Regions from separate parts of the Homo sapiens genome. Here region 2 is linked to region 1. A link is an interaction called in ENCODE POLR2A ChIA-PET data of the cell type or tissue named here. Cell type or tissue: OCI-LY7. All regions are shown on one strand. Each heading gives the region's core, and the rest is flanking DNA. Links, peaks and the distances in the headings are about the cores only. Region 1 has its middle 13 kb from the start of ITPKB. Region 2 has its middle 31 kb from the start of PARP1.

Region 1 (15,495 bases), core at 4,481-12,480:
GTGAAGAGCTGTCCCAGAGAGGTGACCCTGAGAGACATCATTTATTGAGAGTTTACTCCAAGCCAAGCATAGGGCTACATGGGCTTCATATGTGTTGTTTCCGATCCTTACAACAACACATCAAAGTGGGTATTATTGTCTCCGTTGTGCGGATGAGCAATCTAAGGATGAGAGAAGTTAAGTGCTTTGCCCAAAGTTACACAGAAGCCAAAACTACAGCTGAGCCAGGATTTGAAACCAGGCATCCCTGACTTCAAAGTCCTTATGCTTTTATACCATCCAACATTGAGAATATTGCTGTCTCGTAACATCTTAACTTGCCACAATTTAACACATATTAGGAGCTCAATAAATATGTCTTTTAAGAATGAACAGATGGATGGATGGATGGGTGGGTAGACGAGTGGTTTATGTAGCTGTCCCTTGAACTATAGCACTCTTTGTTGACTTTTCATCCATTTCGAGGAATATTTGGCTCTGTATATGTGAAAGAATACAATTTTTCTTTTTCTTCTTTCTTTCTTTTTTTTTTTTTTTTTTTTTGAGATGGAATTTCGCTCTTATTGCCCAGGCTGGAGTGCAATGGTGCAATCTCAGCTCACTGCAATCTCTGCCCCCTGGGTTCAAGCGATTCTCCTGCCTCAGCCTCCGAGGTAGCTGGGATTATAGGCGCCCACCACCACGCCCGGCTAATTTTTTGTATTTTTAGTAGAGATGGGGTTTCACCATGTTGGCCAGGTTGGTCTCGAACTCCAGACCTCAGGTGATCCACCCTCCTCGGCCTCCCAAAGTGCTGATATTACAGGCATGAGCCACCACGCCTGGCCAGAGTACAATTTTTCTAAACAAAGGAACACTTCATCAAACTAAATATTATCAATAACAATTATTTAAGCAACAACATAAGTACTTCATGAAATCAAGCTATTCTTTCAAGTAATCTTTAATTGCTCATTATAGGCATTTAGAAAACATGAATTGATTGTATTTATTGTTTATAATCAAAGGAGAAAAGGGGGACTATTTTCTCTGCTAGCAGTGAAGGAGTCACAGATAGTTATGGTAAAAGGACTTTCATAATCACCTTTCTAATGCCCTCATTTTATAGGTGAGTTGTTTGATCCCAGTGAGAAATGCATATGTTTAGGTGGTTGTTTAATGATTACTGTTTTGTGTTTTTTTTTTTTTTTGAGCCGGAGTCTTGCTCTGTCACCCAGGCTGGAGTGCAGTAGCGCAACCTCTGCTCACTGCAAACTTCACCTCCCGGGTTCAAGCAATTCTGCCTCAGCCTCTGGAGTAGCTGGGACTTACAGGCATGTGACACCACACCCAGCTAATTTTTGTATTTTTGGTAGAGACAGGGTTTCACCATGTTGGCCAGGTTGGTCTTGAGCTCCTGACCTCAAGTGATCCACCTGCCTTGGCCTCCCAAAGTGCTGATATTATAGGTGTGAGCCACCGCAACCCGGCCTATTCCATTTTTTTTTTTGATGCAGGGTTTTGCTATGTTGGCTAGGCTGGTCTCAAACTTCTGAGCTCAAGCAATCCTCCTACCTCAGCCTCCTGAGTAGCTGGGACTATAGGTGCATGCCACCATGCCTGGCTTATTTCATCTTTTACTATAGGCAAAACTTTATTTCTCTATAAATGGTTCTTATTTAACTTACATAAACTTTCCATACCTCAGTTTCATTGCATTTAAAGTGAGAACAGTAATATTACCTACCTCATGGCTTAGCTGTGATAATTAAATGATCAATACATGTAAATGACATATGTAAAGTGTTCAGAACAGTACCCGGCACCTCATAAGCACTTATCTATCGTTATAATTATTATTAATTAATAGCAAGAAATTGGGGGATTGTGTAAATCAACTTACGGCTTAATAATGAAATTGACCTCACTCTTCTTTCTAATCTATGTTTATTTTACTATGTAATGATAACTTTTAAACAGCATTCTGGTTAGAATTACAGTTTTCTTGTTTTGCCCAAACATACACACAATGTGTATGTACAGGCATATCTTGGAGATATCATGGGTTTGTTTCCAGACCACTGCAATAAAATGAGTCACATGAGTATTTTGGCTTCCCAGTGCATATAAAAATTATGTTTACATGGCTGAGTGCAGTGGCTCATGCCTGTAATCCCAGCACTTTGGGAGGCGAGGCAGGCAGATCACCTGGTCAGGAGTTCAAAACCAGCTTGGCCAACATGGTGAAACCCTGTCTGTACTAAAAATACAAAAATTAGCCAGGCGTGGTGGTGCACGCCTGTAATCCCAGCTACTCAGAAGGCTGAGACAGGAGAATCACTTGAACCCAGGAGCCGGAGGTTGCAGTGAGCTGAGATCTCGCCACTGCACTCCAGCCTGGGTGACAGTGAGACTCTGTCTCCAAAAAAAAAAAAAAAGTTATGTTTACACTGTCCTGTAGTCTATAGTTTATTAAGTGTGAAATAGCATTATGTCTAAAACATGTACATACCTTAATTTAAAAATACTTTATTGCTAAAAAGCGCTAACAATCATCTGAGCCTTCAGCAAGTCATAATCTTTTAGCTGGTGGAGGGTTTGCTTCAATGTTGATAGTTGCTGACTGATCAGGATGATTGTTGCTGAAGGTTAGGGTGGCTGTGGCAATTTCTCGAAATAAGACAATAGTGAAGTTTGCTGCATTGATTGACTGTTCCTTTCACAAAAGATATATCTACAGCACGCAATGCTGTTTGATAGCGTTTTACCCACAGTACAAGTTTTTTTTCAAGAATGAAGTCAATCCTCTCAAACCCTGCTGCAACTTTATCAACTAAGTTTAGGTAATATTCTAAAGCCTTTATTGTCATTTCAACAATGTTCACAGCATCTTCACCAGGAATAGATTCCATCTCAAGAAACCACTTTCTTTGCTCATCCATAAGAAGCAACTCCTCATCCATTCAAGTTTTTCGATCTTGAGATAGCAGCAATCCAGGCCCATCTTCAGGCTCCGTTTCTAACTGCAATTCTCTTGTTATTTCTACTACATCTTCAGGCACTTCCTCCACTGAAGTCTTGAACCCCTCAGTTATCCATGAGGGTTGGAATCAACTTCTTCCAAACTTCTCTTTACATTGATATTTTGATTCCTTCCATAAATCATGAATGTCCTTAATGACATTTAGAATAATGAATCCTTTCCAGAATGTTTTCAATCTATTTTGCCAAGATCCATCAGAAAAATCACTACCCATGGCAGCTATTGCCTTACAAAATGTATGTCTTAAATAATAAGACTTAGAAGTCAAAATTACTCCTTGATCCATGGGCTGCAGAATGAATATTGTGTTAGCAGGCATGAAAACAATGTTAATCTCCTCGTTCATCTCCATTAGAGTTCTTGGGTGACCAGGTACATTGTCAATTAGCAGTAATATTTTGAAAGGAATCTTTTTTTCTGAGCAGTAGGTCCCAACAGCGGGCTTAAAATATTCAGTAAACCAGCTGGGCGTGGTGGCTCACGCCTGTAATCCCACCACTTTGGGAGGCCGAGGCAGGGGGATCACGAGGTCAGGAGATTGAGACCATCCTGGCTAACACGGTGAAACCTGGTCTCTACTAAAAATCCAAAAACAAAATTAGCCAGGCATGGTGGCGGGAGCTTGTAGTCCCTGCTACTCGGGAGGCTGAGGTGGAGAATGGCGTGAACCCGGGAAGCAGAACTTGCAGTGAGCCACGATCTCGCCACTGAACTCCAGCCTGGGTGACAGAGCGAGACTCCATCTCAAAAAAAAAAAAAAAAAAAAAAATTTTCAGTAAACCATGTTGTAGACAAATGTGCTGACATCCGGACTTGGTTGTTTCATTGGCAGAGCACAGGCAGTAGATTTAGCATAGTTCTTAAGGGCCCTGGGACTTTTGGAATGGTAAATGAGCACTGGCTTCAACTTAAAGTCACCAGCTGCATTAGCTCCTGCCAAGAGAGTCAGCCTCTCCTTTGAAGCCTTGAAGCCAGGCATTGACTTTGCACCTCTAGCTATGAAAGTCTACTTATTAATTTCTTTCAATAGAGGCTGTTTCATCTACATTGAAAACCTGTTGTTTAGTGTATCCACCTTCATCACTTAGCTGGATCTTCTGGATAACTTGCTGCTGCTTTTTCATCAGCACTTGCTGCTTCTCCTTGCACTTTTATGTTAGGAAGGTGCCTTCTTTCCTTAAAACTCATGAACCAACCTCTTTTAGTGTCTAACTTTTCTTCTGCAGCTTCCTCATCTCTCTCAGGATTCACAGAATTAAAGAGAGTTAGGGGCTTGCTCTGGATTAGGCTTTGGCTTACAAGGATGTTGTGGCTGGTTTGATCTTCTATCCCAGCCACTATACTTTTTCTGTGTCATCAGTAAGACTATTTTGCTTTCTTGTTATTTGTGTGTTCACTCAAGTAGCATTTTAAATTTTCATCAAGAACTTTTCCTGCATAGTCACAATTTGGCTAACCGTTTGGCACAAGAGGCCTAGCTTTTGGCCCATCTCATCTTTTTACCTGCCTTCCTCACTAAGCTTAATCATTTCTAGCTTTTGAGTTAAAGTGAGGGATGTGTGACTCTTCCTTTCACTTGAACACTTAGAGGCCATTGTAGGGTTGTTAATAGGCCTGATTTCAATATTATTGTTTCTCAGGGACTAGAGAGGCCCAAGGAGAGGGAGAGAGATGGGGTATACTGGTTGGTGGAACAGTCAGGACACACGGCACTTATGGATTAAATTTGCTGACTTTTATGGGTGCCGTTCGTGGCACCCCCAAAACAATTACAGTAGGAACATCCAAGATCACTGATCACAGATCACCATCACAGATATAATATTAATGAAAAAGTTTGAAATATTGCAAGAATTATCAAAATGGGACACAGAGACACCAAGTGAGCACATGCTGTTGGAAAAATTGCAAAGATAGACTTGCTCGGCTGGGCGTGGTGGCTCCCGCCCTAACTCTTTTTAATTCTGTGAACGCTGAGAGAGATAAGGAAGCTGCAGAAGAAAAGTCAGACACTAAAAGAGGTTGGTTCGTGAGGTTTAAGAAAGGAAGCCACCTTCCTAACATAAAAGTGCAAGGAGAAGCAGCAAGTGCTAATGAAAAAGCAGCAGGAAGTTATCCAGAAGATCCAGCTGAGATAAGTGATGAAGGTGGATACACTAAACAACAGGTAGCTCACGCCTGTAATCCCAGCATTATGGGAGCCCGAGGTGGGCAGATCACCTGAGGTCAGGAGTTCAAGACCAGCCTGGCTAACATGGTGAAACCCCATCTCTACTAAAAATACAAAAATAAGCCGGGCATGGTGGTATGTGCCTGTAATCCCACTTACTCAGGAGGCTGAGGCAGGAGAATCGCTTGAACCTGGGAGGCGGAGGTTGCAATGAGCCGAGATCACGCCATTGCACTCCAGCCTGGGCAACAGAGTGAGACTCCATCTCAAAAAAAAAAAAAAGACTCGCTTGAAGCAGCGTTGTCACAAACCTTCAATTTGTCAAAAACAATATCTGTGAAGTAGAATAAAAGTAGGTATTCTTGTATATGCATGCACGCATGCATGTGTGTGTATGAGAGAGAGAGAGAGAGAACGAGACAGAGCGAGAGACAGAGAGAGCACAAGAGTATAAAACATCCGATGCATCAAACCTGGTGACTACCTTCAAATGCATCCAGAGCCTGCCTCCTTCTCAGCACCTCTGCTCTCCCGCCTGGCCTCACCCCTGCTCCTCCAGTCTGGCCTCCCACAGGAGCCCCCTGAATGCTTTTCCTGCCTGCTCTCTTGCCCCTCCACCCTCTGTTCTCCACCAGCAGCCAGAGGGCTTTTTCTAAAATGTGGGTCAGGTCATCTTACTTCCGTGTTCAAAACTTTCCAAAAGTGTCTCTTCTTGCCCTGGGAAAAGCCCTGACTATCTCCCTGACCTTATTCTCTCCAATGCTCCCTTCTCTCACTCTGCCTCAGCCACAATGGCTGTTTGCTTCCTTGACCCTGCAAGTGTGCTCCTGCCTCAGGGCCTCTACTCTGGCTGTCCCCTCTGTGGGTAACACTCTTCCCTGGTGGCTGAATGACGTCCTCCCTCCTTCCATCCTTCAGATCTCTGCTCAGACATCATCTTAGGCAGAAAGTCTTCCCTGACCACCTCTACAAAATAACTTAGCACTCCCAAGGCCCTCTTACCCTGCCTGTATTGTTCTCCATGTTCTCCACGGCTCTTATCAACATCACACACACCAGACACACACACACGCACACACACACATATACAGGCTTGTTACTCCCTATCTGCCATTACTGTGAAGCCTCTCTGAGGTCAGGACTTGTGTGTGACTCCCTGCTCTATCCTCACAGTCTAGAATACTGCCTGACATATAACTGCTCAGTAACATTTTTTGAATGAATTTGTCTTCTTCCCTTTTTACCTTTAATCACTTTTTTTTTTTTTTTGAGACAGAGTCTCACTCTGTCACCCTGGCTGGAGTGCACTGGCACAGTCTCAGCTCATTGCAAAACCTCCACCTCTTGGGTTCAAGTGATTCTCCTGCCTCAGCCCCCCAAGTAGCTGGGACTGCAGGTGGCCGCCACGACGCCAGGCTAATTTTTGTATTTTTAGTAGAGACGGGGTTTTGCAATGTTGGCCAGGCTGCTCTTGAACTCCTGACCTCAGGTGATCCGCCCACCTCAGCCTCCCGAAGTGCTGGGATTACAAACATGAGCCACCATGCCCGGTTTTTAATCACTTTTTAATTATTTAAAGAAAAAGATGGCTGGGCACGGTGGCTAACACCTGTAATTCCAGCACTTTGGTAGGCTGAGGCGGGCAGATCACTTGAGGTCAGGAGTTTGAGGCCAGCTCTGCCAACATGGCAAAACCCTGTCTCTATTAAACATACAAAAATTAGCCAGGCATGGTGGCGCATACTTGTAATCCCAGCTACTCGGTAGGCTGACGTAGGAGAATCGCTTGAACCTGGGAGGCGGAGGTTGCAGTGAGCCAAGATTGTGACACTGTACTCCAGCCTGGGCAACAGAACGAGACTCCATCTCAAAAAAAAAAAAAAAGAAAAGAAAAAGAAAGAAAGAAAAAAGAAGAAAAAGATGCTGTGAGAACTCACTTGCTCACTTGCCTGGAAGTCAGCCCTGGGGCTCCAGTGGACCCTCTGGGCTCTTTAGTTGAGCAGCCTCCAAGCCTGAGATGCCTGCTTCCCCAGCCTCCGGGGGTGGGTATGGATACACACCTCAGCTCAGCCAATCAGACACACCCACTGGACATTGACACAGAGAAGCAGGTCCATGGAGAAGCCATCTTTGTGGTAATGGTGCCAGCAGCATGGCCACGTCCAGGTTCCAGGAGTATCAGTGCTGCAGCAGGAGCTGTGTTGACAACACCTTATGTGGCACTGGACAAACCCTCAGGAGTGATTTGACCTGGGGAGCCTCCCCCATTCCTGCCCCATCTCCTAAGCTTGATTTTCTGGTATTCTTGATGATTTTATGAGCTCCCCATATCTTTATTATAACTTTATCTTGTGCTTATAGAAGCAATACACAGTTTCTGTTGCTTGCCATTGAGCACCCTGACCACTGTCGGGCCGTGCTCTGTGATGCTTTATGGCAATAAGCACAGCAGGGTGGGGGCATGCAGGAACCACTGGAAAAGCGGTGGCCTCATAGATGACTTCCTAACCTCCTACAACCTATTATACCTTACCTTAATGTGAGCAAGTTGGCATTCTTTGCATCTCATAATTTGAAGTCATTCATCTTTGTGCTTTTCACCGTGTCTGCTCTCTTTGGAGAAGATGTCTATTTTTGAAGCTGCTGGGCATTTGGGAATCCTGCACACAATGTGAGTTGGTTGGGTTGGCATTGTCACCAATGACGATGTGAGTCGGGTTGGCATTGTCAGCACTTGGAGACACAGTTTAGATGGGAAGCTTTCAACCTCAGCATTCATGCCTCAGGGTTCCTTTGGGAGCTACTCTTCTAGCTGCATTTCCAGGAATTTTAATAGAAATTATGTAACAACAAGCACGGAGGCTGTACTCAGGAGAACAAGTGAAGGAAGAGCATCTCAGCCTATTCCCAGCTTCTCAGCTCCAACTTAGCAGGGAGCACATGGCCTCTAGGACAGAAAAACAAAGCCTCAGCCCAAGATGAGCTCCTCCCCTCACCCCTGCTTCTGTTTAAAACACCTGTTTTAACACCTGTTTAAATCGGGTGTTTTAGTTTAGCACAGAGATGGGCACATAATAAATACCTTTAAAAGCAGTCTAGGCTGGGCACAGTGGCTCATGCCTGTAATACCAGCATTTTGGGAGGCTGAAGTGGGAGTATCACTTGAGTCCAGGAGTTTGAGACCAGCCTGGGCAACATAGGGAGACTCCATCTCTACAAAAAAGTGAAAAAATTATCTGGACATGGTGGTGCATGCCTGTAGTCCCAGCTACTCAGGAGGCTGAGGCGGCAGAATCACTGGAGCCCAGGAGTTCAAGTCTATAGTGAGGCATGATCACACTACTGTACTCCAGACTGGGCCACAGAGCAAGATCCTTTTTTTTTTTTTTTTTTTAAAAAAAAAGCAATCGAGTGCTAAACCATTGGCTGGATGATGGGGGAGAGCTCAGAAGGGGAGGAAACACTCCATTTCAGGGCCCTAGAGAGCTGCTAGAGATGGATGATGTAGCCCTGGAACCCCAGTCCCGGCGGGTCAGCAAGTGTTTATCAGGTGGTCACCAAATCAAAGGAGGGTCCACAACATGGAGATGCAAGGTCCTCTTGCTTTTACCACTGAGCGGGCCTTGATGTGGGATGTGTCTGTGACAGTCTTGGCTGCCCTCTAAGGAGAAGCCTGAGGACCAGGCTCTTCCACAGCCGGTTTTGCCTGTAACTTCGATCCAGGTCCTTCTGCACTCGTGAGTCTTGCTTAGGATGTGGCCTAAGTTACTGGCTAAGTTCCAATGTGGCAGGGCCCATGCTAGGGTCTTTCATATACACCATGTCATTTAATCTTTCAAGATCCCTATAGGGTAAGCAGCAATATCCCCATCTTGCGGAGTAGGAAATTGATGTGAAGAGAGGCTACCTAACTTCCAAGTTCACACAGCTCTAAGTGGCTGAACTGGGATTTAAACTCATGTCCAGGCCAGGTGTAGTGGCTCACACTTGTAATCCCAGCACTCTGGGAGACCGAGGCAGGTGGATCACCTGAGGTCAGGAGTTCAAGACCAGCCTGGCCCACATGGTGAAACCCCATCTCTACCAAAAATACAAAAATTATCCAGGCGTGGTGGCAGGTGCCTGTAGTCCCGGCTACTTGGGAGCCTAAGGCAGGAGAATCACTTGAACCCGGGAGGCGTAAGTTGCAGTGAGCTAAGATTGCGCCACTGCACTCCAGCCTGGGCATTGCAGCGAGACTGTCTCAAAAACAAAAATGAAAACAAACAAAAGACTAACTAAATAAACCTTTGTCCACCATGGACTTCTTAACCAAAGGACCCAATGGATAATAAGAATTAACTGATGAGGCCGGGCACGGTGGCTCACGCCTGTAATCCCAACATTTTGGGAGGCTGAGGAGGGCAGATGACGAGGTCAGGAGATTGAGACCATCCTGGCCAACATGGTGAAACCCCATCTCTAATAAAAATACAAAGAATTAGCCAGGTGTGGTGACACACACCTGTAGTCCCAGCTACGAGGGACCCTGAGGCAGGGGAATCGCTTGAACCCGGGAGGCGGAGGTTGCAGTGAGCCGATATGGCGCCACTGCACTCCAGCCTGGCGACAGAGCAAGACTCCATCTCAAAATAAATAAATAAATAATTAATTAATTAACTGATGAATAGGGAAATTTCAGGTCTTCAACATCTTATTCCAGGACCACAGTAGTGGCATTCTAATTGAGCCCCTTGAGGAAGTATTCCCTTAATCACAGATCAGTCCAGATAACCTCTCTTTGACTGTATAGCCCCTGGAGAATACAGCTACCTTATTTTTGTCTTATTATTCTGAGAGAGTTCAAGACCAGTCTCTATCCTTAGAGACAGACTCTAAGATGGGTTGAAGTATTTCTGCCTGCAGGCATCCACGGCCCCGTGTGTGAGTGGGCTCGGCGATTTGCTTCTAAGCAGCGCAGGTGATAGGATTATAATCTTCTAAGCAATGGAGGTGATTATGTCACATAAGATTGCAACTTCCGTCTTGTCAGCAGACACTCTTTGTTGCCTTCTAAGCTTTCACGCTTCGATGAAGCAAGTAGCCATGTTGAGGAGGTTCACGTGGCAAAAAAGCGAGAGAAGCTTCTGGCCAAAGCCAGCAAGTTGCTGAATCTCACCAACAACACTGTGATCTTGGAAGCAGATTCTTCCCCAATTGAGGATCAGATAAAGCCCAGTCCTGGCCAACACCTTAAGTGTAGTCTGAAGCCGTGGACTGAGCTAAACCACACTGCATATTACAGAAACTGTGAGATAATAAATACATGTTGTTTCAAGCTGCTAAGTTTCTGGTAATTTGGGATAGCAACAGGTAATTAATATGCTCCCTCCGCAGTAGCGAGCTCCTGAAAGGTAGGGCTGTGTTGCAGTGTTTTACCCATCTCTGAGGGCCCGGTGCCCTGGAGCTCTGTAATAGAGACCACTGAGCCTGGTCTCTATTTCCCCTACAATATATCCTCTGTATTGCCTCAGAGATATCTTTTTAAAATGCTAATTTAATTGTGTCACTCTGCCTAAAACTCCTCAGTGGCTGCCTATCATTTTTAATGAAAATCCAAGCTAATTAGCATAGTAATTAAGGAACTTCACCACATGTCCCCAAACTGTTATTCCAGGCTCTTCTCCCCCCCCATTGCCCCCCACTCACCACCACCATATACTCTGGCCACATGGACTCAACACTCCTCAAACCTGCTCTTCCATGGGTCAAGGGACTTGTGATTGCTGTGCCTCTGCCTAGAAGACTCTCTTCTTTTCCTGGTGAACTCCTACTCATCCTTTACAGTCCACCAAAAGATAACCATTTCCTGAAGCCTTCCCATCTCCTCCCCTAGCCCAAGGCCACCCCTACCACTGTTCTCTCTTGGTCATTTGAGTGCTATTATACCATATATCACATAAAAATAAAAATAATTATAACTATTTTAACACTTGGTTCCCCTTCTAGTCTGTGAGTACTTTAAAGATGAGTACAACTCCTCTTCATATCCTTCTCTTCCCTCTCCCCTTGCCTAGAAAACCCAGTCATAGTTTAAAGAGTAAATGAATGGCGTTAATGATACCCAAAGCTGAAATGAGATGCTCATGGGTTAAACAGCAGTGAGGTAGGCTGCGTTAGTGGGTACCAGCAGAAGTTCTGTAGACACCTGAAGCATGGACTGAGTGTGGTTTGCAACCAGTATAGATATAATCTCTTGTTGCTGGTGCTGTCCCTTTGTTGTAAGGGAAAGGAGAAATGGGAGGCATGAGAAACTTCCCTCTTCTACCAAAGACAGCCGTCTATTCTATGTTAGAACATTAGATGGTGACCTTTTCTGAGACTCTGTTCTTACACACCAAGCACGTAAACTTAACACTTTCTTTTCATTCCTAAAGTCTTAAATGATGGATCAAGGTTGACTCAAAGTCCTTCTCTGGCTCTCCTAAACTTCCTAATGGAGGCTATTCAAACACAAGGCCCACTGTATCAAAACCTCAGAGAAAACATTTTGTGAATGTCCTGTAACTCACGCGTTTCCAATGCTCTTTCTCACCAATTATTTTTGTCCTAAGGGTCCGCAGATGTCATACAAATCCAGTTATCCAGAGAAAGGTGCTAAGGCCGCTCCTCACCTTTCACTCTTTATTTTTATTTATTTATTTATTTATTTATTTATTTATTTATTTATTTATTTTTGAGACAGAGTCTTGCTCTGTCACCCAGGCTGGAGTACAGTGGCGTGATCTCGCTCACTGCAAGCTCCGCCTCCCGGGTTCAAGCGATTCTCCTGCCTCAGCCTCCTGAGTATCTGGGATTACAGGCACCTGCCACTACGCCCGGCTAATTTTTGTATTGTTAGTAGAGACGGGGTTTCACCGTGTTAGCCAGGCTGGTCTTGAACTCCTGACCTCAGGTGATCTGCCCGCCTCGGCCTCCCAAAGTGCTGAGATTACAGGTGGGAGCCACTATGCCCGGCCCACGCTTCATTCTTTAGGATTTAAAGCAAAGGCAGCCTTTTCAGTGTGTAGGAGGGGATCCCTGGAGAAGAGGTTTAGTGCAAAGCCATATAGAGTCAGCATCTTAAACTGACAGCAAATGACTTGGTTTCAATTAAAACAAAGTCTTGACACCACATTCCTTTTCTTTTCTTTTCTTTTCTTTTCTTTTGAGATAGGGTCTCACTCTGTCACTCAGGCTGGAGTGCAGTGGTGCAATCATGGCTTTTTGCAGCTTCAACTCCTGGGCTCAAGTGATCCTCCTGCCTCAGCCTCCCAAGTAGCTGAGACTACAGGTGCACGCCATCATGCCTGGCTAATTTTTAAATTTTTGTACAGACAGGGTCTCGCTATGTTGCCTAGGCTGGTCTTGAACTCCTGGCGTCAAGCAAACTTCCTACTTTGGCCTCCCAAAGTGCTAATGCACTGCACCTGGGCTTGACACAACATTTCAACATGAGTGTTTAAGTTAGCTAAGTCACATTTAGGTAGGAAAAGCAGGATCGCATTTTTTCAGTCCATCTCTTATCAGTTTATGGTTGTTTACAGACAATGAAAAAATGTATATATACATTTTTGATGCTGAGTGAATACATATATTTATACCACTGGCTCAGATCATGGCTATTCTATGGATTTTGAGTCTCTGTGCATAACTTATTAATAGATTTGCAACAGAGCCAACCCAATCTGTTGTTTAGATGGCTGGAAAAGTCAGTTTGAAACTAGATAATTGTTTCAATATCCACATGTAAATGGAACATACCTATAAGTATCTTACACTTTGCTGCAGAAATCATCCTAATCAGCTTGGTATTCTCCTTCCAGTCCCACCACAAAGCAGCGTCTGGATTTAGGAGAGGCAGAAAATGCTTCTGTTGCTCGTGCCTGAGTTGGGGACAAAGACCTTTCAATAAATATGATCAAATACCTTCCCTACACCAGACATAGCAGATGCAAATGGGACTAAGTCCTCAAAGAGGAGGAGACAAAAGGTAGCACATTATAACATAGCATGGAGTTAGGGAAGGGTTTAGTAAGCGTTTGATGAATGAATGAATACATGAAGAATAAGCTGTTATAACAGTGAAGTATACCCAGGAAGCCATGAAACTAGGGCTAAAGCTCAGGTGTATAGGGAACGTAAAAATGGACTTTCTCTTTTCTGTATCAATCTAGAATCATAACATTTGCTGTTTTCATTTTGCTCTTCCGGACCATATGCCTCATGAGTAGTGGCAGAGGGTAGCAAGACTGTGTTTGTGTATGTATATGTTTACATAAATAAGTCTGTCTTTTAAAAAATAGTATTTTTAATGACTAAGGAATTAATCATGAATAAATATATGTAAGACAAGGTATTAAGTGGCCAGGGGAGGTGGGGGTTGTTCATAGAAAAGCCATAGCTGCTCTCTGCCTTCAAGGACCTTATGGGAGAGAGCATGAAAAGCTTACTAACAGTGCGAGGCAGAAGGAGGGATGCTGAGTGAAGGGTGCTGATACAGAGTCTCCACATGTGAGGAGGAGGAGGTCATTTCAGGCTGGGCCATCAGAGGAGGATTCCTAAGAGGATGATATTGCAGGATAGATGCGACAGCTGGAACGATTGTGATAATTTAACAAAGTTATATTTGAAAAAAGGGGACACATAGTTATTCCATGAAACATGTGAATGAAAAAATGAACAACTTACCCAGAACGTTTCACCCAGAAGAGAGATTATATGTCAAGCACTGTGCTTGACACTAGGAATGGGGCCCATAATATCCTCATCAAAGGCTATATCCATCCATAGCTATGTTTTTAAAAATATCTTTATTGGCTGAGCACAGTGGCTCATACCTGTAATCCCAGAACTTTGGGAGGCCAAGGCAGGCGGATCACCTGAGGTCAGGAGTTCAAGACCAGCCTGGCCAACATGGTGAAACCCCGTCTCTACTAAAAATACAAAAATTAGCCAGGCATGATGGCGGTTGTCTGTAATCCCAGCTACTTGGGAGGCTGAGGTAGGAGAATCACTTGAACCCGGGAGGCAGAGGTTGCAGTGAGCTGAGATCGCACCATTGCACTCCAGCCTGGGCGACAAGGGCAAGACCATGTCTCAAAAAAAAAAAAAAAAAAAAAATTCTGGCCTGTAATCCCAGCACTTTGGGAGGCCGAGGTGGGCGGATCACGAGGTCAGAAAATCGAGACCATCCTGGCTAACATGGTGAAACCCCATCTCTACCAAAAATAGAAAAAATTAGCCTGGCATGGTGGCGGGCGCCTGTAGTCCCAGCTACTCCGGAGGCTGAGGCAGGAGAATGGCGTGAATCCGGGAGGCGGAGCTTGCAGTGAGCCGAGATGGCGCAATTGTTGTACTCCAGCCTGGGCGACAGAGTGAGACTCCATCTCAAAAAAAAAAAAAAAAATTTTATTATGTTATAAGTGATATACAACAAACTGCACATATTTAATGTTTTACAGTGTTATATGTTTTCATGTATGTATACACCCATAAAATCATCCTTGCAATTAAGACAGTGGACGTATCCATTACTTTCACAATGTCCTACATGTCCCTTCATCTTTCCTACTTCCTGCCCCTCTCCACAGCCTCCATGTTCAGGCAGCCACCCAGTCTTTTTTCTGTTACTATAGATGAGTTTGTGTTTTCTAGAATTTTCCATATTTGGAATCATACAGTAGATATTCTCTTTTGTTTGATTTTTCTCAGGCAGCATAATTCTTTTGAAATTCATCCATGTTGTATGTACATCAATGTCCATTTCTTTTTTATTAATGAATAATATTCCATTGTATACCACAATTTGTTTATCCATTCACCTGATGAACTTTTGAGTTGTTTCCAATTTTTGGCTAATTCTAATAAAGCTGCTATGAATAGTATGCTTTGCATATAGTTTCTCCCAGTCTATGCATTGTCTTTTCATTCTTTTCAGTATCTTTTGAAGAGAAGTGGGGTGTTTTGTTTTCTGTTTTTTTTGTGTGTGGACACAAGGTCTCACTCTGTCACCTAGGCTGGAGTGCAGTGGCATGATCATGGCTCACTGCAGCCTTGGCCTCCCGGGCTTAATTGATCCTCCCACCTCACCCTCCTGAGTAGCTGGGAATACAGGCACGTGCCACCATGCCCAGCTAATTTTTGTATTTTTTTTGAGACAGAGTCTTACTCTGTCACCCAGGCTGGAGTGCAGTGGTGTGATCTCGGCTCACTGCAACCTCTGCCTCCCAGGTTCAAGTGATGCTCCTGCCTCAGCCTCCTGAGAAGCTGGTACTACAGGCGT
Region 2 (15,495 bases), core at 5,115-13,114, 310 kb after region 1:
ACCGTGTCCAGCCAGATTTCTTTAAGGCTCAAAATAATTTAGAGTTCCAACAGCTTAGATTTTGAACTACTTATTTTCGCAAGGGCAACCAAGAATGAGAAGGATCTGGAGCCCATCTCTGGTGGACATTGCTGGTCGCCTACCCAACACCCATTTTGCATTCCCCACTCCTGACAGAACTCCAGTTTAGTTCAGCTATCATGCTCATACAAGCCAATGAGGTGCATGGCTCTTAGGAAGTTAGCCTCAATTTTATCAACTGAAAAAAATCCTGAGATTTATACATTTAGAAAAGGAGCCTTTATTTCTTATAATAGGGGTCACAACCTGTAGACTGGCCATCCCACAGGCTGGGAACTGTAGCCTCCAGCAGACCCTGAAAGTAGGCACTTCAAGAGGGGAGGGTGAAATAGGGATTTATGTTGAATGGGTTGGCCAAGTATATATATTCAACAGATGATAGGAGGAGCTATGAATATTCATGAAGGTGGTTCATGAACACCTGCATACTGAATAAAAATGCATGTTACATATGACCCATGTTCATTTAGAGGCAGAGACTTAACACGTAAATGTATTACAGTTGGGCCCTATATATCAAAAGGTGAAGCAGAGATATGGGGGCACTCAAGTGCACAAGCTCTGTAAACCAGCTAGAACCAGCTCATGGTCAGTGGTCTCTTATCAAGAGAAAGTCACAGCCATCAGTTTCTTGTCCAGTCAAAGCTGTAGTTGTGGCTGGAGGAAGAGGGTCAGTCAGCATCTGGCGGGGAGCTATGATTATTTTCATCTTGCTTATCTTGAGGCCATTGCTTGTTCAGCTGCTAGAAAAAAAGAAAAACCTTATGACAGAACATAGCTTATTCTTGAGAGCTTGTTTGGAGGTTCTAGCAGGGGAGCATGGCTACTCATACATCCTTGACCAAAGCTGGGTCCTCCTCCATCGGGGATGGTCATCCTCTTTGAGTGCGCAGCTTTGGGAGGGACGTACTTGGAGAGAGAGGGAGGAAGGGGATACCCACCTAGCCAGCCGGATCAGCCGAATCAACCCTGATGATCCATGGGGTGACAGGTGTCGCAGCCAGATCACCCTCACATCTGAGAACATAGTTTATTCTTTAATAAACTGTGCACGCTTAACCCTTACCTGGCATGGCCTTAGGTCCTATGTATAATTTGGTATCTTATTGCCAAAAAGAGCCTCTTCTGTCTGTCTTGTAATCTCTATTTTATCATTAATGCTGGTCAGTTGTTGCGTCTAAACCGCAAAAGGGAGGGGGTGTAATGAGGCTTGTCTGACCTCCTGTCCTGTCACAGCTGGGCACTGTTTTTAAGGTTTATCTGGGATCCCCTTGGCCAAAATGGGGTCTGTTCATTTGGTTGAGGGCCTTAGGATTTTATTTTCTACTTGCACTTTTTTCCTGTGAACATTCTCCTTCTCACTGAGGCTGAACTGGGGCTGCCATCTTGCACCAGCCCTGAAGATGAAGTGTGTGCCCAGAGGAGGCTGGGGGAGAGGCTGACAGAGAAAGAGATCCAGAGGCCTGTGTGGTGTCCATCCTGTCGTCCACCTCCCCTCAGGACTTGAGTATGCAGGTGAAGGAAATCAAAATATTAATACTTTACCCCAAAACAGATTTCTTTGACATATTCTGAAGTGGCCTGTAAGGTTGTCTTTTGCGGGAGAAATTTGCACCTGTAGATCTGTAGAGACTCTGCATTAATGCAGCCAGCCCTTCCCTTGTCTGGAAAGATTAACTGAGATTCTGACACCTGCAGGTCTGAAAAGAAGCATCCGCCATCTGCTCTTTCTGAGGGTTGCTCCCCGTGAGGTTTCATCTACACAACAGGACTGCCTTTGCTAGCCAAGCCACTTCCTTTCTTCCTCCCACAACCTGTGTTGCCACTGAAACCTGTCTGGGGCCATGCTCTGAGCCCACATTCTCTCTGCAACCTCAAGGTGGTGCATAAGCTTCTGCACCCCACTAGGGGATTGGGTCTTCATTCTGAAGCTTCCTGTGTATACATGTTAAACAAATTCATATGTCTTCTCTCCTATTAGTCAATCTGCCTCATGTCAGTGATTTAGGGGGCCAAGCACCTTGACTGCCTCACAGGACAATAGCTGTCTTTATCGTTTAAGTGAGCAGAGCTGTATTTTTCATTGCTTGCAGCCACGGGCAACCTAACTGAAGCACTACCTCATTTGAGGAACATTTGAAGAGACAGGCATGTTGGTTTGGTATCCTAAGACGGAACACAACAAGCTTATCTTCTTTAATAAAGTTATTTGACTAGACTCTGAACCAAAATAGGTGGAACAAGGTCCCTCAAAACCAAATAAATCTCTAGTTAGCTAACTCACTTCAGTCCTTCCCATCCATAAAGCCTCTCCAACCACAAGAGAAAGGAGAAAGAGAGAAAAGGTGAGCTAATAAGACTGGTGCTTTGAATGTGGCTTTTGGTGTGAGTTTAAAAAAAAAAGAAAAGAAAAAGGTAATAAAATAAGACTGGTGCTGGGAAGAGCTTAAGAGTTTTGCACAGAATGGCTTGGCCATTGGGATTAGATTGTCCCTCCAGTAAATGTGCTGGTGAGACGGGGACAGGCATTGGGTTGAAGAGAGGGGGCAAGAATTACATTCTTCTAAAAAACTGGCCAAAGCCAGCTCCAGAGGCACCCAGAACCTCATCTCTCCCTCCCTCCTGGATTCCTGCCTCATCTTTCCCAGATAAGACTCTTTAACTTTCTCTGAAGAACAAAGTCATAAGGTGCGAATATTCCCTGAAATACCTTTGAAATACTTGCATAAATAAAACAGAGGAGGCCTGGACAGTGGCTCACAACTGTAATCCCAGCACATTTGGGAGGCCAAGGCGGGAGGATCTCTTGAGCCCAGGAGGTCGAGTCTGTAATGAGCTGTGATTGAGCCACTGCGCTCCAGCCTGGGTGACAGAGGAAGACCCTATCTCAAAAAAAATTAAAAAAATAAAACGGGGAAAGACAGGGAAAAGCAAAGCTGACTCAACAGTGTGTGTAAGCCAATTATAGAAAGAAACTTTGATCTCATTTCTTAAATGCATTGAATGAAACACTTTCCGTGACATTCGGCCAGATGTCTTCTGCTAAAGAAGCAGAAAGGCTGGAGAAGAGAAGACACAGACAGAGAACACATGGAAAGGAAGGCAACTTGCTGTGTGACCCCAGGGCAGAACTAACACCTAGAAAACCTCCCAAGTTTTCCTCTCCTTGCCTTTGTCCCCCAGATCGCCACCCAGAACTCTGACTGGGAAAAGCGGTTTCTTTGTGATTGATGCTCAGCAGGCAAAGTCATTGACTCACATAGTGATACATAGGTAATAAAAATAGATTCCAGAGCAAGTCTGATGCCAGCTCCCAGCCTATGACTTCCTGGCATCAAAAGAAAGAAATTTAGTTGAGCAAGGAGGTTCTTAGAGTGAGAGAGTGACTGAGTGCAGTGACTCATGCCTGTAATCCCAACACTTTGGGAAGTCGAGGTCAGGAGTTTGAGACCATCCTGGGCAGCATAATGAGACACCCTTCTCTACAAAAAAAAAAAAAAAAAAAAATTAAAAATAAAGAGTAAGTGAGAAAGTAAGTGTGTTTATTCTTCAGTTGGGAGAGGCATTTTACCAAAGATGAGGGCAGTGGGTAAAGTAGATTCTGTGGCCCTGGGAATAGCCTCGGACTAATGTGGACTCCCACATTAGCCGAGCAAAAGCAACAACCTCTCATCCGTTCCACCCTCCCCTGCCAGATTGTGAGCTCTCAGGGCCCCTCAGAGCTCCTGGGTCAAACCCAGTCAATGGCTGCGTCAGCATTTTCAGGCTACCAGAACTCAGCCTCGCCAGACCGGAGAAAGTACAATGTTGGTTTGGGGCCAGGCATGCTAGCTCATGCCTGTAATCTCAGCACTTTGGGAGGCTGAGACAGGATGGATCACCTAAGCCCAGAAGTATGAGACCAGCCTGGGCAACTTAGTAGGACCCCATCTCTAAAACAAACAAACACACAAACAAAAAAAAACACACAAAACTTTGGTTTTGGTGTTTGTTCTCGTTTTATAATTTTTATTTATTTCTAAATTTATTTTATCTTATTTTTTAATTGACATACAATAATTGTACTTATTTATGAGGTACATAGTATGTTCTTATTTTTTTAAAAAAACTATCCTTTCTCCCCTTTATTTTACCATTTAAAAATTAATTATTTATTGTTTTAATTTAAAAGTATACAGATTCAATTATTTTTCTAAATTCAAGCAAAGAAAATTGGGGGAAAAAGTCAATCCTACCACCTGCTAACACGAGGAATGACTATAACAAGAATCAGGTAAAGCCTTAAAACGCCTTGAAACGACTGAGGAACGCAAAGGCAGGCTGGAACAAAGGGAATAAATATACCATGTTTTTGGAGAGGAAGACTCAACATACTAAAAGCTTCAGTTCTCCATAATTTAATTTATAAAGGTGATGCAGTCTGTTAAAAACACCATTTTTTTAACCAGACAAACTGTTTATAAAGTTTATGAAAAAATGAATAAGAATACCTAAGAAAATACTGATAAAGAAGATGAGGAACGAGGCCTACCAGATACTAAAACATATTCCAAAATTTCAATAATTAAAACAGCTTGGGGTCTGGCACAGTGGCTCACGCCTGTAATCCCAGCACTTTGGGAGGCCAAGACAGGTGGATCACTTGAGGTCAGGAGTTCAAGACCAGCCTGGCCAACACAGTGAAACCCCATCTCTACCCAAAATACAAAAATTAGCCGGGTGTGGTGGCAGAAACCTGTAGTCCCAGCTACTCAGGAGGCTGAGGCAGGAGAATTGCTTGAATCCAGGAGGTGGAGGTTGCAGTGTGCCGAGATCATGCCACTGCACTCCAGCCTGGGCAACAGAGCAAGACTCCATTTCAATAAATAAATAAATAAATAAAACAGCTTGAAGAGAAAGACCAATGGAATAGAAAAGAAAATTTTAAATAGAAAATTAAAAAATAGAAATGTTGTGTATAACAAAAGAGACCTTTCAAATCAATGGAGAAGAGGAACTTGTCAGTAAATGGAACTGGGAAACACGCCCATACCTGAAGGGCAGAGCAGTAGCAGCCTCAGGACAAGCTCGGACCAATGGTAGAAAAGAGATAGAAGGAAACAATGGATAACGCCCCTCCTTTCCTCCCCCTGTGGCCAAAGAACTGTTTGGAAGCATCCTGCTGTTTCTTGTGAAGCCTGGCCAGCCACCTTGCATGTGCCTTCCTGCCTCGCCTTCTCCATCCCCTTTTACTCTCTCTTGCTTCACTGTAATTTCATCTCTCTATTGCTTTGCTTTAAGATCTGTTCTCCGGCTGGGCGTGGTGGCTCACACATGCAATCTCAGCACTTTGGGAGGTCGAGGTGGGTGGATCACCTGAGCTCAGGAGTTAGAGACCAGCCTGGCCAACATGTGAAACCCCATCTCTACCAAAAATACAAAAAACTAGCCTGGCGTGGTGTCATGCACCTGTAATCCCAGCTACTCAGGAGGCTGAGGCAGGAGAATCGCTTGAACCCGGGAGGCGGAGGTTGCAGTGAGCTGAGATCACACCACTGCCCTCCAGCCTAGGCCACAGAACAAGACTCCATTTCAAAAAAAAAACAAACAAAAAAACAAAAAAAAAAGATCTGTTTTCTAGGTAATCTGGGCTAAGACATGAGAGAAGACATGATAGAATAAAGCATGATAGAATCTCTTTGAATCCTGGAATAAGGAAGACCCATGACTCAGAAATTCAGGAGCCACAGAAGATTGATAAGTTCAAATACATAAAAATTAAAACCTCTGCATGGCAAAGAGCATCAATAAGCTAAGTCAAAAGTGAACAAGCAACTGGGGAAAATAATTGCAATTCCTATCTCAGACAAAGGGTTAACCTTTCTAATGTATAAAGACTTTCTAGAAATCAGTAAGACAAAGACTAACAACTCAATAGAAATAGAGGCAAAGGATATGAATAGACAGTTCACAGGAAGGAAAATACAAACGGCTCTTAGGCATGTGAAAAGATGCTCAATGTCATACATCACAAAAGAAGGCAAATTAAAACTTCACTGAGAGTTATATAAGGAACTCCAATAACCCAGTATTAAAAAGACAAATAACTCAATACAAAATGGGGAAGAGATTTGACAAGACACTCCGCAAAAGATTAAGAAGAGAGCTGGGTGCAGTGGCTCACGTCTGTAACCCCAGCACTTCGGGAGGTTAAGATGGGAGAATCACTTGAGGCCAAGAGTCCGAGACCAGCCTGGGCAATGTAGCAAGACCCTGTCTCTACAAAAAATTAAAAAACTAGTCAGGCATGGTGGCAGTCACCTGTAGTTCTAGCTACTTGGGAGGCCGAGGTGGGAAGATCATTTGAGCCCAGAAGTTCCAGGCTGCAGTGAGCTATGATTGCACCAGTCTCTGCACTCCAGCCTGGAAGAGAGACCTTGTCTCATAAAGAAAACAAACAAACAAACAAACCAAAGATTAGGAATAGCCAATAAGTACTTGAAAATATGTTCAACATCATTAATCATCATGGAAATGCACATTAAATCTATGATTAGATACCACCACATATCTTCTACAATGACCAAAATATAAAATAATAACAATATCAAGTATTGATAAGGATATGTGACTATTGAACTTTTGTACTTTGCTGATGGGAGGATAAAATGGTACAACCACTTTGGAAAGCAGATGGCTAGTTTCTTACCAAGTTAAACATACATTGTATCATATTACTCAGAAATTTCACTTCTTGGAAATTACTGAAGACACATGAAAGCATATAAACACAAAAATATTTGTACATTATTGTTCATAACTGCTTTATCCATAATAGTCCCAAGCTGGAAATTATATATCCATCAAATTTGTATTTTTGTAAAAATACAAAAATTATCTGGGCATGGTGGTGTGCTCCTGCAGCCCCAGCTACTTGGGAGGCTGAGGCAGGAGAGTCACCTGAACCCAGGAGATGGAAGTTGCAGTGAGCTGAGATCACGTCACTGCACTCCAGCCTGAGAGAAAGAGCAAGACTCCATCTCAAAAAATACAATACAATAAAATAAAAAATAAAAGTATACATATTCAATTTTTTTTCTAAATTTAAGCAAGGAAAATTGGGGAAAAAAGCCAAACCTGCCACCTGCTAACAATTAGGAATGACTATAACCAGAATTGGGTAAAGCTTTAAAACACACTGAGGAACATAAAGGAAGGCTGGAACAAAGGGAATAAATATACCATGTTTTTGGAGAGGAAGACTCAACATAATAAAAACTTCAGTTCTCCATAATTTACTTGATAAAGGGGATGCAGTCTATTACAAACACCATTTTTTTAACCAGACAAACTGATTATAAAGTTTATAGGAAAAAATGAACATCAACATATGAATGAAAAACAAACCCAAAAGGTGTGGTATATTTGAATATTCAATGGAATACTACTCTGCAATAAAAAGGAATGCAACATCATGGGTGAATCTCAAAAACATGCTGAGCAAAAGAAGCTGGTCAGAAAAGAGTACACATTATTTGATTCCATTTCTGTGAATTCTGAAACAGGCAAAACTAATTTTCTTTCACAAATAAGACTTTTTTATTTGCCACTATTGTAAGTCCTAACTTCAAACAGATTCAAGGACCGTGGTTCATATCCATCAGCTCGTTCAACTTTAGCACCTGTCTCGTCCCCAGTGGCTTTTCCAGAACTGCTACCTTCACCATGAAGCTCCATGAGTTTTCCCAGTTCAGACTTGGGCTTCTTCAGCATTTTTACTTTGCTAATGAAGACATCATGGAGAGGACAAACAGATTGGCAAGCCTTTTTATGTCTTTTCCAATGCTGTCTGCAATCAATTTATTGACCACTTCTTTCAGGTCATTTGTCTGCGCCTCTCAGGTCATGATTTCCAAAATCTTCTTCCGGATTTGGCGGACTTGTTGATGCTGAGCATAAGAGGTCTTCCATATCGGATTGTTGTGTTTCTTAGCAAAACCAACACAGAACAGACGAAGCACGTAACCGTTGGTAGTCTTGACATTGACAGGAGCTTCAATCATTGTCTGCCATTTTTTGACCATGGAGCACATTTTGTCACAGGTCAGATCCATGCCATGGAAGTTAGTCAGGCAGTTTTTGCCCTGAACATCTTCAGTAATCAGCTTGAATTTTCTAAATACAACATCATCATTCTGCAAATCAGCAAGACTCACTTCAAACACACAACCCTTGAGGCCATCTGATACATTTGGGTTCCTTCAGTCCTGGTGACTAGCATCTCTCCAATATTTCTTGTGAACATAGCAGGTGCTTTCACATCATACCAATCTTTCTTAGAAAATGGATCAACCACTTTCTTCCTGGCCCCCTGTTTGCCACCTTTCTTAAGGTGCTTATTCTTGCCAACTGCCATGGTGCTGCTCAGAGAGCCAAAAGAGCTGAGAGAGCCAAAAGCAAAACTGACTTATAGTGATAAAAATCACAGTAGTGGTTTCTCCCGACAGGATGGGAAGGGTGTTGATTGGGCAGGGGCACAAGTCAATCTTTTGGGGTGATGGAAACGTTCTATACCTTGATTGATTCAAAACTCTTTGAACTGTATGACTAAAATGAGTCCATTCTGTTGTATTAAAATCATAGCCCAATAAGGATGATTTTAAAACCACACCGAGATAACCTTCACCTATCAGACTGACAAAATTCCAAAAATTTGATAACACTCTCTGTTGGCAAAGCTGTGGGGAAAAGACACTCTTAGATACTCCTGGTGGTGGTATAAATTAATGCAACACTTACAGAGGGCAATTTGCCAAATCAGTCAATATCACAACCACGTACTCCCTTTGACTTAGCAGTTACACTTTTGGGAGTTTATCCCACAGGAATACTTACATATATGCAAAATAATGTATGCACAAGTTTTTTTGATGCAACATCATTTGGATTAGCAAAAGTTTGAAAACAAACTGAAGGCCCATCAATAGCAGACGATTTTTAAAAATTGTGGTATTATCATGCCCTATCACAAAGGGCAGCTATACAAGAAAGTGAGGATTTTTTATGTACTGATAAAGATCTCCAAGGTATGTTGTTAGGTGAAAAAGGTAAGGTATACAGCAGTATATATGTGCAAAAAAGGGGGAGAAAATAAAAATATATTTTCACCTGTTTGTATATGCATAAAGAAACTCTGCAAGCATACACATGTTATTATAGGATAAACCAAAGAATATAATGGAAAAGAGGAGGGCTGAAGGGAAACTGGGCAGATAGAGATATAAAGAAGATTCTTCACTGTTTGTTTGCTTGTTGGTTTCATTTACAAGCCCTACATGTGGCTTCTGATTCATTGATTACTTTCTAAATGTATTTTTTTAGTTTTGAACCATGAGATGTAGCATCTATTCAGAAAAGGTTAATAAAACATTTTTTAATTTAGTAGTACAGAAAATTACCAAAAAAAAAAAAAAAAGAAAGAAAGCAAGAAAAGAAGGGGAAGGGAGGAAAGGGAAAAATCAATGAGGAAAAAAGGGAAGGAAAAGGAAAAGAAAGAAAGTAATCTAATCACACCACCCAGGAACAACCAGCATTAACATTACGTGACCATTGGCACACTCAAAGAGAAGAGTTTGGCCCGGGTTTCCCCTGGAATTGTGTCCAAGCTGTGATAACTCCCACCCAGGGAGGGGGCAGAGCTGACGGGAGCCTTACGCTGGAGGCTCTCTCACCCAGCTCTCTCAGGCATTGTACACATAACCAGTGTCCGGGGCTGACAGAGTTCCTTTAGCAAGAAAAGCCAAGCTTCGCTAGCTCACCTTGCCCCATCTGTTATGCTTGGATGCCAGCCACCTGCAGGAACTTCAATTATTTCTGCAGTTCCCCAGGGGCGTCTCAGATGTGTTAACAAATAAGTCCTGGGTGTCATGTGCCAGCTACCACTCTTCCTCCTACTGCTGCTGTCCAGGTGCAGCCTCCTTTGGTGATGGCTGCTGTTGGGACCTTGGCTGACTACCGAGCCTTGTGAAGGTACACTGCAGCTTCCTCTGGGATCAAGCACCACCAGCACCCAGTTAGCTCTGCTGGTACAACCAGTACTGCCACCACTGGTGTGACTGATATGCTAGACCCCTCGGGCTGCCTGGGCTGGGCAGTGGTCTGTGGCAATGTAGGATGGACAGTTTCTTCCTGGGATGTTTTCCAGTGAGGTCCTAAAGCAGGGCTGCTTGTGCACTGATGATGTGGTGACGTTGTAGTTGATCCTCAACATCCATTCCGCCCCAGATGAATAGTCTAGCCCAGTCCCAATAACTTCCTCTAGATGTCACATCTGCAGCTGCCAACACTGAGGATGAAACATTAAGAGATGGCAAGAGCCTGGGTCCTTGGTGAGCCCTGGAATCAACTCACCTGGAGTCTGATTAGCTCTGGAATTTCCTCTTTTCTTTTTTCTTTTTTTTTTTTTTTTTTGAGACAGGGTCTTGTTCTGTCACCCAGGCTGGAGTGAGGTGGCACAATCATGGCTCACTGCAACATCAACCTCCTGGGCTCAAGTGATCCTCCTGCCTCAGCCTCCTGAGTAGCTGGGACTACAGGCGCATGCTGCCGTGCCCAGATAATTTTTTTTTGGTTTTTTTTTTTAGTAGAGATGGGGTCAAGTTCTGTTACCCAGGCTTGGACTTTTCCGTTACATGAAATAAGATTAAATAGTTTTAGCTCATTTTGGGTTGAGATTTTCAATTTGAGCAATTGGAAAGTCCTAATTGAGTCAGTTGAATTAGAGGATTTTCATGAATATATCTCTTTAGTCCTCTCTTTTCCTTGGACTGAGACATGGTCCACGAAGAGCAGAACCAGTGAAAATCCGAATCACAAATCTCTTACTGGGCTCAGAATCCCTCTCCTCCTTGGACATCCAGGGACAACCAGGAAACCACTCCCAGGAGAAGCTCTGACTTGGTGGCGATTGGACAGTTGGTGGGTCAGTACTGGCATCATTGGTCAAATCCTGGCCCAGCAGCCAGTGTGCTTAAGCCATGTCTTTAGACTTGTGACACAGAAAGGGCAAAGGCTTTGGAATTCTGACCTGCATTTAAATCTTATTTCTGTCATTTACTGATTTTAGACCTCCAGCAGGTTGTTTAGCCTCCTTAACCCTTAATTTCTAATCTGTAAAATGGAAGAAATATAAATCGACCTCAAAGAGTTTCTCCATGTATTCATTCCTTCCCTGAGTGTTTTTGAGCACTGCCCACATGCCAATGTCCTAGGCACTAGGATATATCAGCGAAAAGCAAATGAGTCTTAGAGAGGAGTGTGCGTTCAATCAATGCCAGCTTCCTTCCTCTCCATTTACGTCAGTTGTAACCTCCTAGAGGTCAGGAAGCCAGGTCTGGGGAAGTCCAGGCAGGCATATGCCTCTCCCACTGACCCATTGCTCCAACCTGGCAGAGAGGAGACCCCTAGGATGTGTAGATCTGCACACCAGAACACATCAGTACCTGGGGCCAGGGGTGGTAGGCTGGCCAGCTGCCACCATGGCCCGCTCTAAGACACCATGGGGTACCCATGCCAGACACTGGCTCTTCCTGCCTGGGCCCAGACTCCTGCTGGGAAGGCTGGTGGCTGCGATCTTGGGATGGGCTGAGAACAGTGAGGCTAAGAACCCACAGGCCAGAGGCAACGGTTGTGAGGCCCAGGCACCAAGACCCCTCATATGCTCCACTGTCCCATTAGACTTCACTTACAAAAGCACAGATCCAGTCAGGCATCGTGGCTCACGCCTATAATCCCAGCACTTTGGGAGGCTGAAGCGGGAGGCTGAAGCAGGAGGATCATGTGAGTCCAAAAGTTTGAGACCAGCCTGAGCAACACGGCGGGACCATATCTCAACAAAAAAATGTAAAAATTAGCCAAGCAGGCCTATAGTCCCAGTTACTCGGGAGGGAAGGTAGGAGGATTGCTTGGACCCAGGAAGTCAAGGCTGCTAGTCGTGATCTCGCCACTGCACTCCAGCCTGGGCAGTAGAGTGAGACTGTCTCAAAAAGCACAGACGCAAAGAGTAAATCATGGAGAATTTCAAGGACAGCCACCACAGAGCACTAAACCTCAAGTGTGGGGCCTTGTGCAATGCGCTCACCCATGAAGCAGGCCCTAATAACTTGGGGACATAATTATAGGCTCTCAGAAAATGCTTGTTAATTAATTTAAGCCTCTTGGTGAATTTAAAGCAACTGCAGATCTTTGTGGATATCTGTTAGTTTTACTGGACTGAGACAATGCTTCTCCAATTATGGTTTCATCTGCCCCCTTCCGTTAAAAGGCAGATCCCTGAACCCTACCCCAGACCTTCTTAATCAGAATCTATGGGAGTGAGGCCTAGGAATTTCATTTTTACATCTCATGATCCTTCTAGGCTCTAAAGATTGAGAACAAGCCAAGCATGGTGGCTCACACTTGTAATCCCAGGTCTTCAGGAAGCTGAGATGGGAAGATTGCTTGAGCCCAGGAGGTCAAGGCTGTAATGAGCCATGATCATGCCACTGCACTCCAGCTGGGCAACAGAATGAGATGTGAGACCCTGTCTCTTTTTTTCTTTTTTTTTTTTAATTAATGAATTTATTTATTTAGAGACAGGATCTCACCCTGTCACCCAGGCTGGAGTGCAGTGGTGTGATCATAGCACACTATAACCTGGAACTCCCAGAGACCCCCGTCTCTTTAAAAAATAATAAATAAGAATAAGATTGAGAACCACTGGAATCAGGCAACATGTGTAGGAAGCATGGGGTTTCATGATGGACTCTCCTTTCCTGTCCCCATTCTGCCATGACTTCATTGGCAGCAACCCTTCTGCTTCGTGGAGGTGATGCCTGACCAGCTTGGCCAGCAGGGGTTCTGTGAAGGGCGCAGGAGATCACGTATGTGGAGGCCACTGACCCCATGCCTGTGGACACACATGGCTCCACTCAGGAGCCTCCATGCTGGAGCCAACGGGACATGGCCCCTCTGCCCATCTCACATGCTGTGCATGCAGGTCCCGGGCCTTGGCTCTTTAGCCCCAAGTCTTCACTGAAGAAGTATTATTTCAGTTCTGTCCTGCATTTCCCCCTTCCTCCCATAATCCCCTTGTGTAGTGCTGGACATGCTCAGCACACAGGAGGCTGATGGGGGTCCCGAGGTGGAGACCCTGACGCTGAGCATGGGGTCAGGATGAGCCGCGTGCCTGCCCCTCTGCTAGGTCGCAGCCCATCAAGGCACCTGGTTGTTTCCGCCTTCCTGAGAATCCATGGCAAGAAGGCAAAGGGCTGGTCCTGACCCTCGGTCCACCATGAGGGAGCTCAGAATGGTCTTTCTCCATATCTCAAACCCCTCCCAGAAGCCGGAGGAGAAGGGGGAGGAAAGAACGAGCACACAAGCTCCCCAGAGAAATGCTTTACTGCCCACTGTAATTCTTCTCAGCAGATGTTTCCTTGGATTCTATGAAAGCCTGTTTGCATCTGACAGACTAGGGCAAATCAATAAGGAAACCTGGTATTCCCAGGGCACTGCCTGTGAAGAAGGGAGCGCAGCTGCTCCTACAGACTCCCCAGCAACAGCTCTGAAGCCTGCTGCCACCCTTCAGACTGCCGACTAGAGAATGAAGGTCTCTGGCCTCTCCTTTCCTGCCACTGCAAACAGGCCCCGTCCTGTCAGTGCACCTAGGGCCTGAGGTTTAGTCAGCTCCCCATGATGGAGTCTGGGCTACCCCCGTCACTCCGAAGGAGAAGCCATTCCCAGTTCCCCTCACCTCATCTGCCCGTGGACAGATGATGCAGCCCCCTCTAGGGGTTTCCCCCAGGCTCCGGGACCCCAGTGTTTCTCCTTGCTACAAGTCCAAGGCAACAGACAATGCCACAGCTCTGTCCTCAGCTCTGCCTGCCCCCTCTGGAAGGAAGACACAGAGCCTTGAGGCTCACTCACCTCTCACTCCCAGCACCCCAGCCCAGAGGAAGATGTTGGGTCGAGTTCACCCTACGAGTCCAGAGAAATTCCCCTCCCTGCAGAGGTAAGCCAGCAGCCCCAAAACAAAGACTGGATATCCCTCCATAGGAATAACCTAATTTGACTTCCATCCTCGTTCAGCGCTGTCTCCAGCAGGGGCCCCGCCTTCATTAGTATGATGGAGTCTGGAGCCTGAAGCTGCCCGCCAAGCTTCCAGCTAATTGGAAATTGATGACAACCTCTTTGTGAGGGATAAACAGGCTCTGCCGGCAGCCTGTGGGACTTGGATCCTCAAGCAGGGCTGTGTGTCCATTTGCCCAAACCGGGAGCAACACCAAACATACCCTCTAGGCCCCCACCATGATCCCTGTGCAATTCCAGCTTGTGCAGAGCAGCATGACATTCTTAACCAGGAGATATGGACAGCCCACTTACTTCCCATTTATAGTTGGATTTAAATGTTTTATTTTCATATATATATATATATTTTAATGTTGCTTAATAGTCTGTTTTTATTGTATTTTATTTTATTTTTTAATGATACTTTAAGTTCTAGGGTACATGTGCACAACATGCAGGTTTGTTACACATGTATACATGTGCCATGTTGGTGTGCTGCACCCACTAACTCATCATTTACATTAGGTATATCTCCCAATGCTATCCCCCCCACCACCCCACAACAGGCCCCGGTGTGTGATGTTCCCCCTCCTGTGTCCAAGTGTTCTCATTGTTCAATTCCCACCTATGAGTGAGAACATGTGGTGTTTGGTTTTTTGTCCTTGTGACAGTTTGCTGAGAATGATGGTTTCCAGATTCATCCATGTCCCTACAAAGGACATGAACTCATCCTTTTTTATGGCTGCATAGTATTCCACAGTGTGTATATGCCACATTTTCTTAATACAGTCTATCATTGATGGACATTTGGGTTGGTTCCAAGTCTTTGCTATTCTGAATAGTGCCGCAATAAACATACGTGTGATGTGTGTTTATAGCAGCATGATTTATAATCTTTTGGGTATATACCCAGTAATGGGATCACTGGGTCAAATGGTATTTCTAGTTCTAGATCCTTGAGGAATTGCCACACTGTCTTCCACAATGGTTGAACTAGTTTACAGTCCCACCAACAGTGTAAAAGCGTTCCTATGTCTCCACATCCTCTCCAGCATCTGTCATTTCCTGACTTTTTAATGATCGCCATTCTAACTGGTGTGAGATGGTATCTCATTGTGGTTTTGATTTGCATTTCTCTGATGGCCAGTGATGATGAGCATTTTTTCATGTGTCTGTTGGCTGCATAAATGTCTTCTTTTGAGAAGTGTCTGTTCATATCCTTTGCCCACTTTTTGATGGGATTTTTTTTTCTTGTAAATTTGTTTGTGTTCTTTGTAGATATATATGTATATTTAAACTCTTAAACATGGTCCAAGCAAAGTATTGACTTAA

Evidence for each region. ChIA-PET counts read pairs that join two places held together with the same protein. Peaks named below come from ENCODE experiments on the same cell type or tissue, not always from the same donor. Only the 100,000 strongest peaks of a DNase experiment are listed, where the experiment ranks them.
Region 2: POLR2A ChIA-PET joins it to region 1 with 5 read pairs; 1 of 35 experiments calls an interaction of 5 or more read pairs at or near these places.

The regions. Positions count from the first base shown.
Region 1 is chr1:226,744,423-226,759,917 of GRCh38, reverse strand. No RefSeq gene overlaps it. Among named protein-coding and RNA genes, the nearest start is that of ITPKB, 13 kb to the right of the region's middle. RefSeq lists an enhancer at 5,119-5,618. In OCI-LY7, for the core only: no CTCF peak of the experiment used is centred there; DNase peaks (open chromatin) are centred at 8,207 and 10,247.
Region 2 is chr1:226,431,542-226,447,036 of GRCh38, reverse strand. It overlaps the pseudogene RPS3AP7 and the pseudogene RN7SKP165. Among named protein-coding and RNA genes, the nearest start is that of PARP1, 31 kb to the right of the region's middle. RefSeq lists an enhancer at 13,520-14,372. In OCI-LY7, for the core only: CTCF peaks have their summits at 8,643, 8,845 and 10,350; DNase peaks (open chromatin) are centred at 8,847, 9,926 and 10,366; H3K4me3 peaks cover 2,106 bases; H3K27ac peaks cover 4,158 bases.